Regions from separate parts of the Homo sapiens genome. Here region 2 is linked to region 1. The links are chromatin loops, found by intact Hi-C in ENCODE. Cell type or tissue: heart right ventricle. All regions are shown on one strand. Each heading gives the region's core, and the rest is flanking DNA. Links, peaks and the distances in the headings are about the cores only. Region 1 holds the start of THAP3 (THAP domain containing 3). Region 2 overlaps TAS1R1 (taste 1 receptor member 1).

The links. Hi-C counts contacts between places; a loop is a spot of excess contacts. Peaks named below come from ENCODE experiments on the same cell type or tissue, not always from the same donor. Only the 100,000 strongest peaks of a DNase experiment are listed, where the experiment ranks them.
Region 2: a loop joins it to region 1, with 3 times the contacts of the local background. A loop is called at or near these places in 32 of 110 quality-filtered maps.

The regions. Positions count from the first base shown.
Region 1 is chr1:6,621,631-6,631,035 of GRCh38, forward strand. It overlaps PHF13 (PHD finger protein 13), which reads left to right. Exons shown (of 4, transcript NM_153812.3): 4 at 1-2,400. The coding sequence ends at 7. It overlaps THAP3 (THAP domain containing 3), which reads left to right and starts at 3,238. Exons shown (of 6, transcript NM_001195753.2): 1 at 3,238-3,324; 2 at 3,520-3,662; 3 at 6,869-7,061; 4 at 8,658-8,723. The coding sequence starts at 3,589. RefSeq lists a silencer at 3,629-4,038. In heart right ventricle, for the core only: a CTCF peak has its summit at 3,427; DNase peaks (open chromatin) are centred at 3,531 and 4,405; H3K4me3 peaks cover 2,737 bases; H3K27ac peaks cover 2,128 bases.
Region 2 is chr1:6,567,755-6,577,159 of GRCh38, forward strand. TAS1R1 (taste 1 receptor member 1) reads left to right here. Exons shown (of 6, transcript NM_138697.4): 2 at 3,155-3,461; 3 at 6,877-7,638; 4 at 8,661-8,873; 5 at 9,196-9,316. LOC107984912 (a long non-coding RNA gene) reads right to left here. Exons shown (of 3, transcript XR_002958250.1): 2 at 2,101-2,229. Among named protein-coding and RNA genes, the nearest start is that of ZBTB48, 7.5 kb to the right of the region's middle. In heart right ventricle, for the core only: no CTCF peak of the experiment used is centred there; no DNase peak of the experiment used is centred there.

The sequences.
Region 1 (9,405 bases), core at 1-8,000:
GGACTGACTGCTGGCTGGCGAGGAGGCTGCGAGCGTGGAATCGGAAGCGACCGCGGGCTTTTTTGCCCTTCTCTTAGTTGAGCACAGAACCCTCAGCTCTGGTGCGGGCAGATCCCTGCCATTTAGGTGCCTAAGCAAAAGGACAGGCTGTCCAAGGTAGAAACTGTACATAGCCGGTGACCGAATGCGACCTTTGCCAGCCAGAGCTGCTGCCAGAGCTGCGTTCCCTGCAGTGGAGGTGGACTGGACACCCACGTGCAGCGGGTTTGGCTCATTTGAAAATGAGGGTCCGTGGTAGCTGTGCGTTTTGCTATCATTGCTAAGAGATTCCCGCTGATTGGGCTCAGTGCCAGCTGTTATTCTGCTTCCACTGTGTTGGGGAGAGGTGTTCGGTTTCCCCAGCCTGTTAATGAACAGCCATACGTGTAAGCTTTTTCTTGAGTGTTAAGTCTTTTACCAAAAGTGTCTGTACAGCAGCCATCCAAGTTGCCCCTACTTAGTGGCTTGCCCTCTGCCTGCCTCAGCTGCTGCCTGACCGGCTGGGGGAGGCACTGGCGGGAGGCCTCGGGCTCCCCTGGAAGGGCGCTGGGCTGGCGGGTCAGCTGGTGGTTCTTAGGTTTCCTTCTGTTTGTTAAAAGGGACAATGTGGCCACTTCTCTGTGGAAAGGGAGTTGGTTGGGGGGTTGAGATGGCCCGTGTTCATAACTCAGTTTCCTGTTTTGCACGATGTAAAAACCCTGTCTTTTTGCACGATACAGCCAAAAGTATTGGCTGATTTCTTGCTGAGTGCCCTCTTAGTTGGTGTGTGAGGTCTTGGTGGGCTCAGGCCAGCTGTTTGCGAGTGTGGGAACTCATAGGTTCTGTCTTTGTCTCTTCCTTTCACCTCATTCTGGTAGCAGCATAAAGGTTAGGCAATCACTGGGACCCGCATGGTGTTCCTCCAAAGAATAGGGTAAAGGAGAGCTGGGAGGGAGCCCTCTCCGTTGGGTGACTCTTGTGTGCCCTTTAGACAGGCTGGCCTGCCGGTTCCACAGGGTACAGTTAGGACTTGAGTCTTTCTTTTTCTGTTTTGAGTTGGTGAGTGAGTGATAGGGTAACATGGGCCTTCAGGATGACCCCTTGGAACTGTGCCGAGTTCCTTAAATCTCAGCTGGGATCCTGGACCTGGGAGGCCCCTGTGAGGGCCAGCTCTGGAAAAACCTGGGAGTTGATGCCGGAGGCTGTGGAAGAACTCTGCTCGAGGGCAGGGTGCCCTGGAACACTGGTAGTTCTGGGGCTGGGAGGGAGAGGGGCTCCGGCTTTCTCTGAAATGAACACTGCTCTTCAGCAGTTCAAGTACTTGTTCTCAAAACATTTTCTAATTGATTGGTAGGTTTTCATAAGCATTGTTTCTTTAAGGCATGGAAAGGGAAGAATGCTCAAGCAAGTCATGTTTGTTTTCAGTGGGATGGGCCCGCGTTCTCACTGCTGGGGGCTTCCCCTTCATGTGGCACCTTTGTGCCAGGCCACCAGGCAGACTCTTCCCACCTTCTCCCACTGAAGCACCAAGGGGCTTGAACCGTAATTTGGCTAATCAGAGGCATTTTTTTTGTCCTAGTATCTTTCACACTTGTCCAACCGTCTTATTTTTTTAAAAGTTCTGTTGCTTGTATTAACACGAAACTAGAGAGAAATAGTTTCTGAAGCCAGTTTATTGTGAAGATCCCCAAGGGGGAGGTTCGGTAGAGAAAAATAGTAAGCTGGTTTAGAAACTGACGAGGGCAAACAGCCAGGACGCATTGGAGAGGAATTTGCCAAAGATCTACCCTGAGATAACGCCTGTCCAGTGTCTTCACCACGTGAATAACCAGCGCTCCAAAGTGTTTTTCTGCTTTGAAAAAAAAAAATTCCACAAGCTTTTAAAGGTGCATTTAAGAATCCATGTGACTTTAGAATGGAACTGCCGGCCCTGGCAACTGTCACGTGTGCTAGAAGGTTCGATGCCTCTGGAATGCATGTGATACTCATCTCCATTTTGTTTCCTTGATTGCATTTTTGTTCTTTTAGCAGATCTGTCCCTGTGGGTGGTGTCTAAGAAGTCGGACACCTTGGTTTTTGTGTTAGATTGAGCTGGGCAGCTGCAATCAGCTTCTTTATATGCAAATTAGGCACGACCCATCTGTGGTTCCTGGTTGGTGGCTAATGAAGTGAGGGGAGGGAGGGATGTCACCCCAAAAGTAGGCCCTCCCATTGGCTTTGGCCAGGCCAGACACTTCACATCGTTTACATGGTTCTGTGTAATTTTAAAGTTTATGTGTATAAAGCGAAGCTGTTTCTGTGAAACTGTATATTTTGTAAATAAATATATTGCTACTTTGAGGTTCATGATTCAAGGTTCAGGCGATTGCGTTCTGTGCTGAAGGACAATTGTGTTTCTTTTCTCCTTGCTACCTCCCCAAAGCATGATTACATCAAGTCTCTGGGAAGGCAGCGTCTCAGTGTGCACTTAGCAGGATGGAAAATGCCCACGGTGTTAAGGTACCTTGCTGGTGAATTCCTTAGAAACAAACCACAGGACGAGTAGATGTGAATGGTTTTTGCAGTTTCTTCATCAGATTGAGGATTAGCTCAAGCCCCAGTGAGTGGTTAGCCTACTTTTGATTTTTTTTTTGTTTTTGAGACTTGAGTTTCGTTCTTGTCACCTAGGCTGTGAAGTGCTGTGATGAGATTTTGGCTCATTGTAACTTCCACCTCCCGGGTTCAAGAGATTCTCCTGCTTCAGCCTTCCGAGTAGCTGGAATTACAGGTGCCCGCCACCATGTGCGGCTAATTTTTGTATTTTTAGTAGAGATGGGGTTTCACCATGTCGGTCAGGCTGGCCTTGAACTCCTGATCTCAGGTGATCCGCCTGCCTCGGCCTCCCAAAGTGCTGGGATTACAGGCGTGAGCCACTGCGCCTGGCCGATTTTTTTTTTTTTCTTCTTACAAGATGACGCCTTCCCTATAGGCTGCTTTGAGAAAGCTGCAGCCTCGGAGTTTCTGCAAGGCCTGAACTGGAATCTCCCTCCCCTTCAGTTGCCCTTTTTGCCTCTTCACGTTTGGGGGTTCCCTGTGACCAAACTTAAGGGCAGTGAGCTGTCTGGCCTCTGAACTGACACCACCAGTGGCCAACTAGTACCACCTCCAGTGACGTCAGAGGAGTCCAGACCTATTCACAATTCAAAGCCCTAAAAACACTGAGGGGTTGGCCGTTGGTTTCCAGTTGTCCAAGCCTGTGAGTGGCTATGCGTCCTGGTTGGGTGCTCAAAGCAAGGAGGTGAAAGGCGACCAGCATTGGCGAATGGGGTAAGACTTGCACAGGCCCAAGGCTAGGAGTTGGGGTTTCGGGCCTGAATTGGGGCCCGGAGCACCCCTTTACGTGGCGCCCCGGGTCCCGTCCGACCCTGGGGAGACGCGGGTGGCTGGGATGGCAGGATGAGCGCGCCCTGGAGGCGAGCCAGGCCCGTCACCACCTCCCAGCGGCCCCGCCCCTCCCCGCAGGTCCCTCCCCTCTCCGCAGGCCCCGCCGCCGCCGCCATCTTTGTTGGGGGCAGCCAGGCCTGGCTCGAGATGCCGAAGTCGTGCGCGGCCCGGCAGTGCTGCAACCGCTACAGCAGCCGCAGGAAGCAGCTCACCTTCCACCGGTAAGAGGCGGGGACCCGGGGGCGCGGGAGGCCCAGACCCGGGGCCCGCGGACCGACTCCGAGGCCTTGGCGCGCCGGGCGGGAGGCCCAAAGGCGTGCGGCCGCTGGGCCCGGGGACAGGCCGAGGTCCTGGGCCCAGAGGGGCTGGCGCCGCCGCGCCCGCCGCGGGGATGCGGGGAGTGGCGGACGGAGGGGCAGCGGCGCACCTGGCGGGGCCAGGGCCGGGACGTGCAGGGAGCGGAGCAGGTGTTTGCTGAACAGACTAGCGGGCCGCGGCCGGGGTTTGCTGTGTCCCTGGTCGCTGCAGCCCCCGCCGCGCGCGGTCCTGAAGGGAGCCCGGCACCTGGGCAGTGCAGTGGAGGAGTGGAACCCCCAGGGGCGTCCTGGCAGTGGGAAGGGACTCTGCAGGGTCGCGGGAGGACGCTGGAGACTTTGGAGTCTGCTCCAGCACTCGCCCGGCCCGGCCCGGCCCGGCCCAGGAGCAATCGTCATTAGTCACAGTTGCGCTTTCTCCAAGGTCCAGTCACGGCACCATTTCTCTACCCACTTTTGGGCACATTCCGAAGGGGGGCTTGTGCTCATCGTTCCCATTCCCTCTGCTCCCATTGTTCTGTTTTGTGATAAATGCTTTGCTTGAAGTATACGTAATGTACATGCAGAAAAATGCACGAATCATAAGTATACAGCCCAGCGAGTTTTCCCCAAGTGAACGTCACTGAACTGAAACGTTACCAGCTGGGCGCGGTGGCTCAAGCCTGTCATCCCAGCACTTTGGGAGGCCGAGGCGGGAGGATCGCTTGAGCCTGGGAGTTCGAGACCTGCCTGGGCAACAGAAGGAGACCCTACCTCTACAAATAATTTAAAAAAATTAGCCAGGCAAGGTGGTGTGCCCCTGTAGTCCCAGCTGCTCGGGAGACTGAAGTAGGAGGATCGCTTGAACCCAGCTTCGAGGCTGCAGTGAGCTATAATCTTGCCACTGCACTCCAGCCTGGGTGACAGAGCGATACCTCATCTCAAAATAAGAAATAAAACATCACTACCCCCGAGAAGAACCCCTACCTGGACCCCCTCCCAGGCCCTCCTCCTCTCTCCTGCCCAAAGGGAACCCTATCCTGCCCGCTATCAGAGTGGATTGCAGTTCATTCGCTTTCGTTGCCACATAATATTCCATTGAATGCAAGTGCCAGAATTTACTGATTTGTTCTACAATTGAAGGGCATTTGGGTGGCCCCATTTTTTGGATGACAAATACATGGTTCTGGAGGCTGGGCGTGGTGGCTCACGCCTGTAATCCCAGCACTTTGGGAGGCCGAGCTGGGTGGATCACCTGAGGTCAGGAGTTGGAGACCAGCCTGACCAACATGGTGAAACCCCGTCTCTACTTCTCTACTACAAATACAAAAATTACCCGGGCGTGGTAGCGCGCACCTGAAATCCCAGCTACTCAGGAGGCTAAGGCAGGAGAATCACTTGACCCTGGGAGGCAGAGCTTGCAGTGAACCGAGATCGCACCACTACACTCCATCTTGGGCAACAGAGCGAGACTCCGTCTCAAAAAACAAAACAAAACAAACATTGTTTTGGCCAGTTTTGGTGGGACTTGTGTTGCAGTGCATCTATCTGTTTTGCCTCTGTCAGGTATGTACTTGGGGATGGAGTTGCTGCGCCTTCTCTCTTGAAGTCGTTTCCTCCACTCCCACGAGAGCTCTGTCACATCACTAGTGAGCCTTGTGACACTGATCGATTGCATAGCATTTCACACAACTGACCCCTGAGCCTGGGTCACTTTTCCCGCATGGCGTCTGGTACACTTCTTGGCCACAGGTGTCTCTTCTCAGTCTCCTTTGCTGGATCCTCCTTATTTCCAGCACTAAGTGTTGGAGCCCTGGGGTGTGGGCCATGGCCCAGGGGTGGCTTCTAGCCACACTTGCTCCCCAGGGGCCCATCTCACCCAGGCTTATCGGTTCCGCAGGGTTGGCCGCCACACTGACATCTCCAGATGCGTGTGGCCGCCTGTCACCCCAGCACATGGAGAGCCTAAAAAGCACCTCAAATTTAACTCCTGACATAAAAAACAAACTTCTTTTTTTGGAGACAGACTCTCACTCTGTTGCCCAGGTGGAGTGCAGTGGCGCAGTCTCGGCTCACTGCAGCCTCTGCCTCCCTGGTTCAGGTGATTCTTGTGCCTCAGCCTCCCAAGTAGCTGGGATCACAGGAGTGCGCCACCACGCTGGGCTAATTTTTGCATCTTTAGTAGAGATGGGGTTTCACCATGTTGGCCAGGCTGGTCTTGAACTCCTGAGTTGAGGCAGTCTGTCTGCCTTGGCCTCCCAAAGTGCTGGGATTACAGGCGTGAGCCACCATGCTCAGCTGCTACAAAACAAACTTCTGATCCCCTTAACCTGCCGTCCTGTAACTTAATTTTATCTCCAACATGAAACTCCTTCCTTCTCAATTTTACCATCTACAGGCAAACCTTACTGCATGGCTTTCAAAATACATCCAAGTCTGCCCTCTCATTACCACTTCCTGCCAATGCCTGGTCCCACAGCAGCCAGGGTGGACCCAGGTTCCATCTCACCTCTGTCTAGAGCCTCCAGGGACTCCCCAGCTGCTCAGGGCCCTGCGTCATGCAGTCCCCACTCCCTCTCGCTGTCTCAGCTGGACCTGCGTGAGTGGCCGTTCCTGCTGTCCCTTCTGAAGCCTGCGTCGCTTGTGCTGCCACTTCCTGCGGTCTGTGCTCAAACATCACCCCTTCAGCTGCCTCTCCTCACCACCCCAGGGCTTCCCTCTGTCTGTTCTCTGGAGCAGCTGTCATCCCCAGAAGACACCGTCCACATCTGTGTGGCTCATCACTGTGCCCCCGCTCCAGAATATCAGCTCTTGGGGGCCAGGACTGTCTCATTACCCCCCATCCCTAGCACGAAGAACAGGGCCCGGCTCCTGGTAGGCTCCTGGCAAATGTAGCATCGGAAGCAGCTCACTTGGGCTCTCTGGCCATGCTCGTGGTCTCGGGTTTCCTATTAAGAGTGCTTTAACAGCTGTGACAGAAGCTTCCAGAAATTAGATGTGATTTAATAAACCGAGAGGACTGAATGTCCACAGCTGTCCAGGGAAGTACTCTGTAGTGATGTGAAAATTCCGAATGACTCTGAGGCGCTGGGTCCAGCCTTGCTGGGCCTCACACCCCGTGCCTCTGCCCTTAGGTTTCCGTTCAGCCGCCCGGAGCTGCTGAAGGAATGGGTGCTGAACATCGGCCGGGGCAACTTCAAGCCCAAGCAGCACACGGTCATCTGCTCCGAGCACTTCCGGCCAGAGTGCTTCAGCGCCTTTGGAAACCGCAAGAACCTAAAGCACAATGCCGTGCCCACGGTGTTCGCCTTTCAGGACCCCACACAGGTAGGAGGGCACTGCACCTTCCGTCTGGTCACATCCAGCCTGCGTTGTTTACCAGCAGCTGGGGGCAGTGGGGGTGGCGGCATGTGTGGGAAAAGCCAAGGCCAAGAACTCCAGTGACAACAGCACTGTCACGCCTCTGGGGTCCACAGCCCTGTGGCCCTGCTGGCCATGACCTCGGCTTTAAGAGAAGTCATAAATTAAAGGCATTTTAAAAATGAATTATTCTATGGCTGGGTGCGGTGGCTCACGTCTGTAATCCCAGCACTTTGGGAGGCAGAGGTGGGTGGATCACCTGAGGTCAGGAATTCGATACCAGCCCAGCCAACATGTTGAAACCCCATTTCTACTAAAAATACAAAAATCAGCTGGGTGTGTTGGTGGGCACCTGTAATCCCAGCTACTTGGGAGGCTGAAGCAGGAGAATCTCTTGAACCGGGAGGCAGAGGTTGCAGTGAGCCAAGCTTGCCTTGGTGGAGGTGGGATGTGTGGGCCTGGCTCAGGAGAGGGCTCACAAAGAGTTGGATGCTGAAGCCTTGAGATCGCATGATAGGCCACAGGGGCACCCACGTGGAGTGGGCAGGCAGGGCAGTGGCGGGACAAGCCACAGGCCAGCAGCTCCCTGCATTGGTGGATTTATGGGGAGAGGAAAGGGATCCGTGAGTGGAGAGTGGAGCCGATGGGAAGAACAAAGCGGCCACGTAGCAAACACGCCCAGAGCGGCCGCCTGGGAGCCCCTGCCCCATCTGTCCTCCCCAGCACCCTTCCCAGATAGCCTCATGCAGTCTGCCTGAACCTCTTCAGGTTGGCAGTCCCTTCCTTCAGGAAGCCCTTCTGGACCCTCAAACCCCCTCTTGCCTCCGACCCCTTCCTGCCCCTCAGTCTTCCTGGCCCCTGTGGCCCCTGCTGTCCTTCCTGTTTCCCTCATTGGTTTTGTCTTCTCCCCTGGAACAGAATCTCCATGAGGGCAGGGGCTGCCTTCCCTGCTTCAGGCCCCACACCCAGGACGCTGCCTGGCACAGCCCAGGTGCTCGGGGTATGTGTCCATAGATGAACACTTTAATCACCTTCACGTATTTGTGATAACGTTTGTCCTGGAAAGATGACACTTGAGCCACTGGGAGTGGGGACGTTTGTCACTGTAGCCCTCGGTGCTTCCAGTGCCTGGTTGGTGGGGAGAAGCTGGGTACGGCCTCTGCCAGCTCTGCTTTGTGGGCCCCACCCCAGTGTGGCCCAGGGGCTGCAGGTTCTGGGTCAGTGGCACCTCGAGTGGTGAGCTGCGCTTCTGCTGCTTGCTGGCGGTCATGGGGCCAGGTGCCAGGCCCTGGGGTGACACATAGGAAGTAGATGGGTCCCTAGCTCTACAGGGACCTATTCAGGGCACTCTGACCATGATTTGAGGACATCTTTGGAGAAAGAGAAGCGCACCAAGCGGGCAGTGTGAGTTGGGCTGAGCTTCAGGTCAGTTTCATTTAGCAGCTGTTCGTTGACTGGGGCATGCAGTGGGCCGAGCAGCGGGGACAAGCATGATGCCCGAGGCCTGCCCCGAGCTCTGAGGGTTCTTGGGGTCTGCATCCACTCTGTGTGTGTCTCTTGTAGCAGGTGAGGGAGAACACAGACCCTGCCAGTGAGAGAGGAAATGCCAGCTCTTCTCAGAAAGAAAAGGTGAGTGCACCGGGCCAGGTACTTGAATGTTTAAATTATGCTGTGGGTTGAGACAGGGAGGTGGGATTTTCCCAGCAAGGCCGGCCCGCAGGGCTGTCGCCTTTCCTCATATGCCAGTTTGGATTCCCGGTTTTTCTGGAGGGAAGGCCCAAGCCTCTCAGCTTCCTTCTTTTCAATATCAAAGAATCTCAGTTGCTAGTAGGGATCGTGCCTGATTCCCTTTTTCTTTTCTTTTTTTTGAGACTGAGTCTCGCTCTGTCACCCAGTCTGGAGTGCAGTGGCATGATCTCGGCGCACTGCAACCTCTTCCAGGTTCAAGTGATTCTCTTGCCTCAGCCTCCCGAGTAGCTGGGATTACAGATGCCCGCTACCACGCCCGGCTAATTTTTGTGTTTTGAAATAGAGACGGGGTTTTACCACGTTGGCCAGGCTGGTCTCGAACTCCTGACCTCAGGTGATCCACCCACCTCTGCCTCACAAAGTGCTGGGATTATAGGTGTGAGCCACCGCGCCTGGGCCCCCACTTTTTTTTTTTTGTAGAGATAGCATCTTGCTATTTTACTCAGGCTGGTCTCAAACTACCGGGCTCAAGCCATCCTCCCACCTCAGTCTCCCAAAGTGCTGGGAGTATAGATGTGAGTCACTGCACCCAACCTTTTTCTTTGTTTTTGAGACAGGGTCT
Region 2 (9,405 bases), core at 975-8,974, 53 kb before region 1:
GAGGTGCAGGCTTTTCTGTCCAACTGTTGAGACAACAGTCAGACTTCCAGTGGCCTGTCTGCTGGCAGACTGGGCAAGTGCTCTTCATCACTCGTGGATTAGGACTTCTTTGCCCAGTAGCCTTCTTTGCCGCACTTAAAGCAGGGCCCGGGAGGATTACTGCTATCGGGTCTTTTGTGCCCTTGTGTACTATGGCTAGATTGACGGATAGCCACAGCTAGAAGTTGGTATTTAGCGCGATCTCTTTAGGCTCTATCTAATTTACTTTGCTCATCCTTATTATTGAAGACTTTGAAAGCCAGGTTAAGGAGGTCTTGTTGTGGGGTTTGAGGGCCATCTTCAGCCTTTTTAAGTTTACACCAGGTGTTGGGGGCAGATTGGGAGATAAAATAGGTATTGAGAACAATAGTTCCAGCCGGGCGCGGTGGTTCACGCCTGTAATCCCAACACTTTGGGAGGCTGAGGTGGGCGGATCACAAGGTCAGGATATTGAGACCATCCTGGCTAACATGGTGAAACCCCATCTCTACTAAAAAAAAATACAAAAAAAATTAGCCGGGCGTGGCGGCGGGTGCCTGTAGTCCCAGCTACTCCGGAGGCTGAGACAGGAGAATGGCGTGAACCCGGGAGGCGGAGCTTGCAGTGAGCCGAGATTGCGCCACTGCACTCCAGCCTGGGCAAGAGTGTGAGACTCCGTCTCAAAAAAGAAAAAAAAAAAAAAAGAACAATAGTTCCTTCTTGGGAGGCAGTGTCGATGCAGGTATATTTTTGGAGAGACTCTGTAAGGCGGGAAAGGAATTGGGCAGGATTTTCGTCTGCCTTTTGGGAAGTTTCTTTAAGTTTTTCAAAATTTACAGGCTTATGGGCAGCTTTGTTAAGGCCTGCAATGAGGCAGGTAATCATGTGGTTATGGGATGCCCGGCTGGGGTCTGTGGGTTGGTACTCCCAGGAAGGCTCTTACTGGGGAACAGCAGCAGCTCCTACGGGCTTAGTAGGATCTTGCTGATGAAGATTGGCGGCATGTGCCTGTGCTGCAAGCCACACTCTTTCCTTCTCTTCTGGAAGGAGGGTGGAAGAGAGGATAATGTAGAGATCATGCCAAGTGAGTTCATAAGATTGGGTAAGATATTTAAATTCTTTGATATAAGTATCGGGATCAGATGAGAAGGACCCGAGATGTTTTTCAATTTGGTAGAGGTTGGAGAGGGAGAAAGGGACGTGGACACGGACGATCTCCTCAGCTCTTGCCACCTCCCGGAGCGGAAGTGAGGAGGCTGGTTGAGGGGCATGTTGGGCCCGAGAATGGGTAAGGGGTAGAGACGGTGAAAATTCGGAGTCAGAGGCAGGGTGGTTGGAGAGAGGGGGAGAAGGGGGCAGAACAGGAACGGGGACGTAAGGTGGGGGATTGGGGTGGTTTAATGGAGGACCATGATGGTGGCGAGGATGGGGAAAATTGGCGAGGTTAAAAGAAGAGGAGTCATCGACTGGGGCTGTAGGAAGAGTGACAGAGGGTGAGTTGGGTTTGGAGCGGGCAAGGAGGATTTGGAAAGTAGAACAGGACTGGCAGAGAGAAGGGTGGCTATGGAGAGTGAAGAAAGCCTGAACATAAGGAATCTCGGACCACTTCCCATTGCAGTGGCAAAAGTTGTCTAAGTCTTTAAGGACATTGAAATCGAAAGTGCCATTTTCGGGCCATTGGGAGCTATTGTCTAACCTGTATTGAGGCCAGACAGTATTACAGTAGAAAAGCAGCTTCTTAGGACAGACCTCTGAATGGAGGCCGAGGGCATTGAGGTTGCATAGAAGACACCCAAGGGGGGTGGTCTTAGGAAGCGTAGAATGAGAAGCTCCTATGGTGAATGGAGTGGGGCAGGCAGTGGAAGGAGAGACTGCCGGTCAACAAGGATGGTGGGAGAGGGCGTCCTGTGTCCCGCAAGCCCTGTCTGGAATAGAGGAGGTAGCCACTGAGACAGGCGTCCCTGAAATGGAGGAACCGGAGGCCTGGAGGCCAGAGGAAGCCCTTGGCCCAGCGCTGGGTCTTTCGGGAATTCAGAGACGGTCAAGGATTCTGGGTAAATGGCAGGAGTCTCTTTTACTCACCCTCGCAGAAGCTCTAATGATGAATGAGGTTGCCAATAATGGGAGAGTCTGAGAAATCCTCTGGGTCTTTGGCAGGTTCTGGAAGGGGAGGGTGGCCAGGAGAGAGGTGGGATGAGAGGGGGAAAGGCTCTAGCACACAGCCAGGGAGGAGAGAGGGAGGGAGGGAGGGGGAGAGAGAGAGAGAGAGAGAGAGAGAGTGAGTCCTCTGGGGATGCCCGGCCAGAGCCTACCCATTCCTGGGTTTCAGCACCAAAATGTAAGGTTAGCCAAGAGAAAGAACGAGTAGACCCAAAGTCAGGCAAGCAAGTTTATTAACCTGCTGGGCTGCTCCACAGCAATCAGAGGAGGCAGCAGCCCAGGCTTACAGACTAGGGGGTGTAAGTATATTTTAGGGAGTGGGGGCTGTTTCTGGGTAGAGCCACATCCTGGTTGATGGGCAGATGTTAGGGGAAAAAACAACAGCTGGGGAACATCTGCCTTGGCAGAGGGCCTGCAGGTGGTGAGAAAAGGAGGGGATGGAGAAAAACAAAGCGAGGGGAACATCTGCCTTGGCGGAGGGCCTTTGCTGGGTTGGGTCCCTAACACATCTCAAAAAAAAAAAAAAAAAGCCTGAAGTTTCTGCACAAGGAGGGAATTGAGGGAATTCTGCCTCCAGACCGCCTTAGGACTGAAGAGCATAGTAACATCAATTCTTTATAGAATGTCCAGCCTGCTGGCCTGTCCTGTAAAATTTGAACTTGCCAGCCCTCACAATGTGAACCAATTCCTTAAACTAAATTTCTCACTTTCTCTCTCTCTCTGGAAAACACTGACTAATGTAGCAGGTTTCTCTGCTCCAGGACTTCAGGACCTTTTCGATGCTAATAAGTTTCTCCATCAGGGCCAGCTTGTTCCTCCTACTGAGCTTGAGAGCCCTTGTTGAAGTTGTGGTTTGGGGGACTGGACCGATGACCTCAAAGGTTCCCTTTGCTCCCAAGCCTCAGAGTCTAGGAGGCCAGAGGGTCTCAGCAGGCCTTTGTCCTTCTCAGCTGTCTCTTACTGGCTTTCTCCACAGGTCTTGTAGCTTCAATGAGCATGGCTACCACCTCTTCCAGGCTATGCGGCTTGGGGTTGAGGAGATAAACAACTCCACGGCCCTGCTGCCCAACATCACCCTGGGGTACCAGCTGTATGATGTGTGTTCTGACTCTGCCAATGTGTATGCCACGCTGAGAGTGCTCTCCCTGCCAGGGCAACACCACATAGAGCTCCAAGGAGACCTTCTCCACTATTCCCCTACGGTGCTGGCAGTGATTGGGCCTGACAGCACCAACCGTGCTGCCACCACAGCCGCCCTGCTGAGCCCTTTCCTGGTGCCCATGGTAAGCTGGAGCCTCAGACCTTTGCCCATCTCCCTTCAGGCAAGTCTGGGCTGGGGCATGTGGGCAAGAGCTGCTGTCCCCCCCAAGGCTGCCTGCCCCCTGGATCTCTTGGGTGGTCACTGCTCTTTAGTCACAAGTCAGGGGTCCCTGCCCAGCGTGGTTCCTGCCCCAGCCTTCCTCTCTTTCCAGAGCTGCTTCCAGATCCCTGCCTCCACTCTCATGGGAAAACCCATTCTCCTTGGGAACTACTGCCACTCAGCTGTACCCCTGCTGCCCTCCACTTCCCTCCTCCCTCCAGAGGTTCCGTTGCCTTTGTTAGGAATGGACATCCTGGACGGGCGCTGTGGCTCATGCCTGTAATCCCTTGGGGAGGCTGGGCAGATCTCTTGAGGCCAGGAGTTCGAGACCAGCCTGGCCAGTATGGCGAAACCCCATCTCTACTAAAAATACAAAAGTTAGCTGAGAGTGGTGGTGTGTGCCTGTAATCCCAGCTACTTGGGAGGCTGAGACAGGAGAATTGCTGGAATCTGGGAGGTGGAGGTTGCAGTGAGCTGAGATTGCACCACTGCATTCCAGCCTGGGTGACAGAGTGATACCTTGTCCCCTCCATCCTCCCCCCAAAAAAGGACACCCTTTGCTTCCCACCCCATAGACTGCTCCACATCATCCCAGTCTCTCCTGCCTGCCTTTCCTTCTTCCCTCCTGGCTCAGAGGTGCTGACATGCCTCACCTTGCTGATGTCAGTCCTGTCTCTGTGCTTATTCTTGCCCTGTACCTTGGACCACAGCCCCTCCTTGGCTTATGGATCCTTCCCCATGGGTTCCTGCCTGGCCTGTGGTTGCCCTCATTCCTCTCCCTCTTCCAGGCCCTCTACCCTGAGCACTGACTCCCTGCCCCTTCCCATGGGAGTTTCCTGCTGGCCTCTCCCTGCCCTCATTGACCCTCAGCCCGATTCTGTCCCCACCACTCTTGCTTTCGCTGTGAGCTGGGGCACCTTCTAGGTATCCAAATCCTACTTTGCAGTCCTTCTTTATCTTAGGTGACTTGTGATTTTTTTTTTTTTTTTTTTTTGAGACACAGTCTCACTCTGACACTCAGGCTGGAGTGCAGTGGTGCAATGTTGTCTCACTGTCTCCCAGGCTCAAGCAATCCTCCCACCTCATACTCCTAAGTAGCTGGGTCCACAGGCATGTGCCACCATGCCTGGCTAATTTTTGTATTTTTTGTAGAGATAGAGGTCTCACTATGTTGCCTAGACTGGCCTTGAACTCCTGGGCTCAAGCAATCCACCTGCCTTGGCCTCCCAAAGTGGTGAGATTACAGGCATGAGGCACCGTGCCCTTTGTGACATTTTTGACCAGTCCTCCTATGAGAGTCTTTCCTTGGAATTTATGCCCCCCTCAGCCCCCTGCCCCCACCTGGCTTTCACTTGCAGCTCTTCTCTCCTTTTGCCCCACTTCCTCTGAAAAGGTAGGTGATTCCCCGGAGCAGGCTTCGCCCTCCTCTCCTCCCCTTTTCCAGTTCCCAGGCAGGCTGTGGGCTCGTGGTTTAACCTCCCATTCTCAGTCCCCTCCCCTCTGATCTGAGCCCCTGATGCTGGCCCAACATTGCCACATCATGGACCCAGCAAGGCCCAGATTGACCTTACCTCCCTACACAACAAAAGCCTCTTTTCTTCCTGTATTAGCCCCAATCCTCTGGTGGAGGGTAGTGAGGGAGTGGCCATCACCCTGGAGTCCTGCCCACTGCTGCTCCTCCTTGCCCTGCTCCCCACCTTTCATCCTTTCTGGCCTCCTTTTCCACTGCCACAGCCACAGCTGGAATTCACACCAGCATCACCCCTCAGCTAGATTCTCCCATCAGTGTCCTAAGGCTTCCCCCTGATTTTAGTCTTAAATTTCTTCTAACTCATTCCTCACTGAAGTCAGAGATACGCTCATGAAATGCAAGTCCCGGCCGGGCACCGGGCGCGGGGGCTCACGCCTGTAATCCCAGCACTTTGGGAGGCTAAGGTGGGCAGCTCATGAGGTCAGGAGTTGGAAACCAGCCTGGCCAACGTGGTGAAACCCTGTCTCTGCTAAAAATGCAAAAATTAGCCAGGCGTGGTGGCAGGCACCTGTAATCCCAGCTACTCAGGAGGCTGAGGCAGGAGAATTTCTTGAACCCAGGAGGCAGGGGTTGCAGTGAGCCAAGATCACGCCACCGCACTCCATCCTGGGCGACAGAGCAAGACTCTGTCTCAGAAAGAAAAGAAAAAATGCAAGTCCGAACATAGCACTTCTCTGCGGACATCCTTAGGGACTCCCTGTGGCTTACAGCAGTGGCCCCCAACCTTTTCGGCATCAGGGACTGGTTTCGTGGAAGACAATTTTTCTAAGGACGGGTGTGTGAGGGGTTGGTTTCAGGATGATTCAAGTGCATTACATTTATTTATTTATTTATTTTTATTTTTATTTTTATTTTTTGAGACGGAGTTTCGCTCTGTCGCCCAGGCTGGAGTGCAGTGGCGCGATCTCGACTCACTGCAAGCTCCGCCTCCCGGGTTCACGCCATTCTCCTGCCTCAGCCTCCCGTGTAGCTGGGACTACAGGCGCGCGCCACCATGCCCGGCTAATTTTTTTGTATTTTTAGTAGAGACGGGGTTTCACCGTGTTAGCCAGGCTGGTCGCAAACTCCTAACCTCGTGATCCACCCACCTCGGCCTCCCAATGTGCTGGGATTACAGGTGTGAGCCACTGCACCCGGCCATAATGTATTAATATAATAAAATAATTATACAACTCACCATAATGTAGAATCAGTGGGAGCCCTGAGCTTGTTTTCCTACAACTAGATGGTCCCATCTGGGGGTGATGGGAGACAGTGACAGATCATCAGACATTAGATTCTCATAAGTAGCGTGCAACCCAGATCCCTCGCATGTGCAGTTCACAGTAGGGTTCAAGCTCCTACAAGAATCTGATGCTGCTGCTGATCTGACAGGAGGGGAGCAGCTGTAAATACAGATGAAGCTTCGCTTACTCACCAGCTGCTCACCTCCTCCTGTGAGGCCCGGTTCCTAACAGGCCACTGACCTAACTTCTGCCCTGACCTACACATGCTTCTCTTCTTCCTTGCAAACTGCCTCCAGTGGAAGTCCCTGAAGGTCCCCAAACACACGGGACTATTTCACTCCTATGCAGGTTTTGTCTCCTTTGCTTGGAATGCATCCCCTCACCCCTTGTCCCCAGGCAGATTCCCACCCCTCCCCCAGAACCTGCCCCAGTGGAGCCTTCGCAGGTGATTTGTCAGTTTCACAGGCTGAGGGGTGCTCTCCTGGTCTCCCCGGCTCCCTGTATCCCCACACCCAGCACAGGGCCAGGCACTGGGGGGGCCTTCAGTGGAGACTGAAATGGCTGAACGGGACCTCCCATAGATTAGCTATGCGGCCAGCAGCGAGACGCTCAGCGTGAAGCGGCAGTATCCCTCTTTCCTGCGCACCATCCCCAATGACAAGTACCAGGTGGAGACCATGGTGCTGCTGCTGCAGAAGTTCGGGTGGACCTGGATCTCTCTGGTTGGCAGCAGTGACGACTATGGGCAGCTAGGGGTGCAGGCACTGGAGAACCAGGCCACTGGTCAGGGGATCTGCATTGCTTTCAAGGACATCATGCCCTTCTCTGCCCAGGTGGGCGATGAGAGGATGCAGTGCCTCATGCGCCACCTGGCCCAGGCCGGGGCCACCGTCGTGGTTGTTTTTTCCAGCCGGCAGTTGGCCAGGGTGTTTTTCGAGTCCGTGGTGCTGACCAACCTGACTGGCAAGGTGTGGGTCGCCTCAGAAGCCTGGGCCCTCTCCAGGCACATCACTGGGGTGCCCGGGATCCAGCGCATTGGGATGGTGCTGGGCGTGGCCATCCAGAAGAGGGCTGTCCCTGGCCTGAAGGCGTTTGAAGAAGCCTATGCCCGGGCAGACAAGAAGGCCCCTAGGCCTTGCCACAAGGGCTCCTGGTGCAGCAGCAATCAGCTCTGCAGAGAATGCCAAGCTTTCATGGCACACACGATGCCCAAGCTCAAAGCCTTCTCCATGAGTTCTGCCTACAACGCATACCGGGCTGTGTATGCGGTGGCCCATGGCCTCCACCAGCTCCTGGGCTGTGCCTCTGGAGCTTGTTCCAGGGGCCGAGTCTACCCCTGGCAGGTAAGAGAGCCCACCCCAGCACCTCCTGTCAGGGAGAACAGCCAATCCTGAGATGAGCAGAGTGGGCACTCTCCGGTCACTCTAAATGCCAAGGGGGATAAATGCCACTAACTTGAGGTTTTTTGTTTTGTTTTGTTTTGTTTTTTGAGACAGTCTGGCTCTGTCACCCAGGCTGCAGTGTAGTGATGCGATCTCGGCTCTCTGCAACTTCCACCTCCTGGGTTCAAGTGATTCTCTTGCCTCGGCCTCCTGAGTAGCTGGGATTACAGGCACCCACCACCATGCCTGGATAATTTTTCTTTTCTTTTTTTTTTTTTTGAGATAGAGTCTCGCTCTGTTGCCCAGGCTGGAATGCAGTGGTGCGATCTTGGCTCACTGTGAGCTCCGCCTCCCAGGTTCACTCCATTCCCCTGCCTCAGCCTCCCAAGTAGGTGGGACTACGGGCGCCCGCCACCACGCCCAGCTAATTTTTTTTGTATTTTGAGTAGAGACGGGGTTTCACCATGTTAGCCAGGATGGTCTCAATCTCCTGACCTTGTCATCCGCCCACCTCGTCCTCCCAAAGTGCTGGGATTACAGGCGTGAGCCACCGCACCCGGCCTAATTTTTGTATTTTTAGTAGAGATGGGGTTTCACCATGTTGGCCAGGCTGGTCTCGAACTCCTGGCATCAAGTGATCCTCCTGCTTCGGCCTCCCAAAGTGCTGGGATTACAGGCATTAGCTCTCTTCTCTTAGACAGATCTTTCTCTCTGATCCTTGCCTTCTCTCACCCACTGTGTCTTGGAAGTGTCAAGTGATAAGATCCAGGGCTAAAACTGTCTGTAAAGGAGTGTTTGTTAGAGGCCTCCTCTCAGGAGGTTGGTGGGGAAGATTGAGGGGCTTCCTAAGAAGGAAGGGACGAGACCTTCCTGATGGGCTGAAACCACCAGGACGGAAACCCAGGAAGGCCCCAGGCCCTTGCTTCTGGGACCATGTGGGTCTGTGCTGTCTGTGGTGGCTTCATGATACGCGTTTCTTTCAGCTTTTGGAGCAGATCCACAAGGTGCATTTCCTTCTACACAAGGACACTGTGGCGTTTAATGACAACAGAGATCCCCTCAGTAGCTATAACATAATTGCCTGGGACTGGAATGGACCCAAGTGGACCTTCACGGTCCTCGGTTCCTCCACATGGTCTCCAGTTCAGCTAAACATAAATGAGACCAAAATCCAGTGGCACGGAAAGGACAACCAGGTAATGGGGATGTGGCTACTCACCATGTAACTGGCTTATGGGCAACCTAGAGCCTGGGGGTGATGCTGACACAGTGTACAGGGAGCAGGAGGGGGGCCCCAGGGGTCCAGCTGCCACCACTCTACCCATCCTGGCCAGGGAAGCAGGGAAGACACTCCGTAGGCGAGTGTGCAGATGCCCTGGGGCGGAAGTTCACACGACCAGGGGCCCTGCCCTGGGAGTGAGCCCTGAGGGCAGATGCACAGAGATTCTGTTTTCTGTTCCACATGTGAGCTGTCCTTTGACTTGGGCCCCTACGTGTGGCCCCTCTGGCTTCTTACAGGTGCCTAAGTCTGTGTGTTCCAGCGACTGTCTTGAAGGGCACCAGCGAGTGGTTACGGGTTTCCATCACTGCTGCTTTGAGTGTGTGCCCTGTGGGGCTGGGACCTTCCTCAACAAGAGTGGTGAGTGGGCAATGGAGCAGGCGAGCTACCCAGCACTCCCGGGGGCTGCACGGTGGAGGGAGGGCCTCCCTTGGGCCCCATGTGCCCTG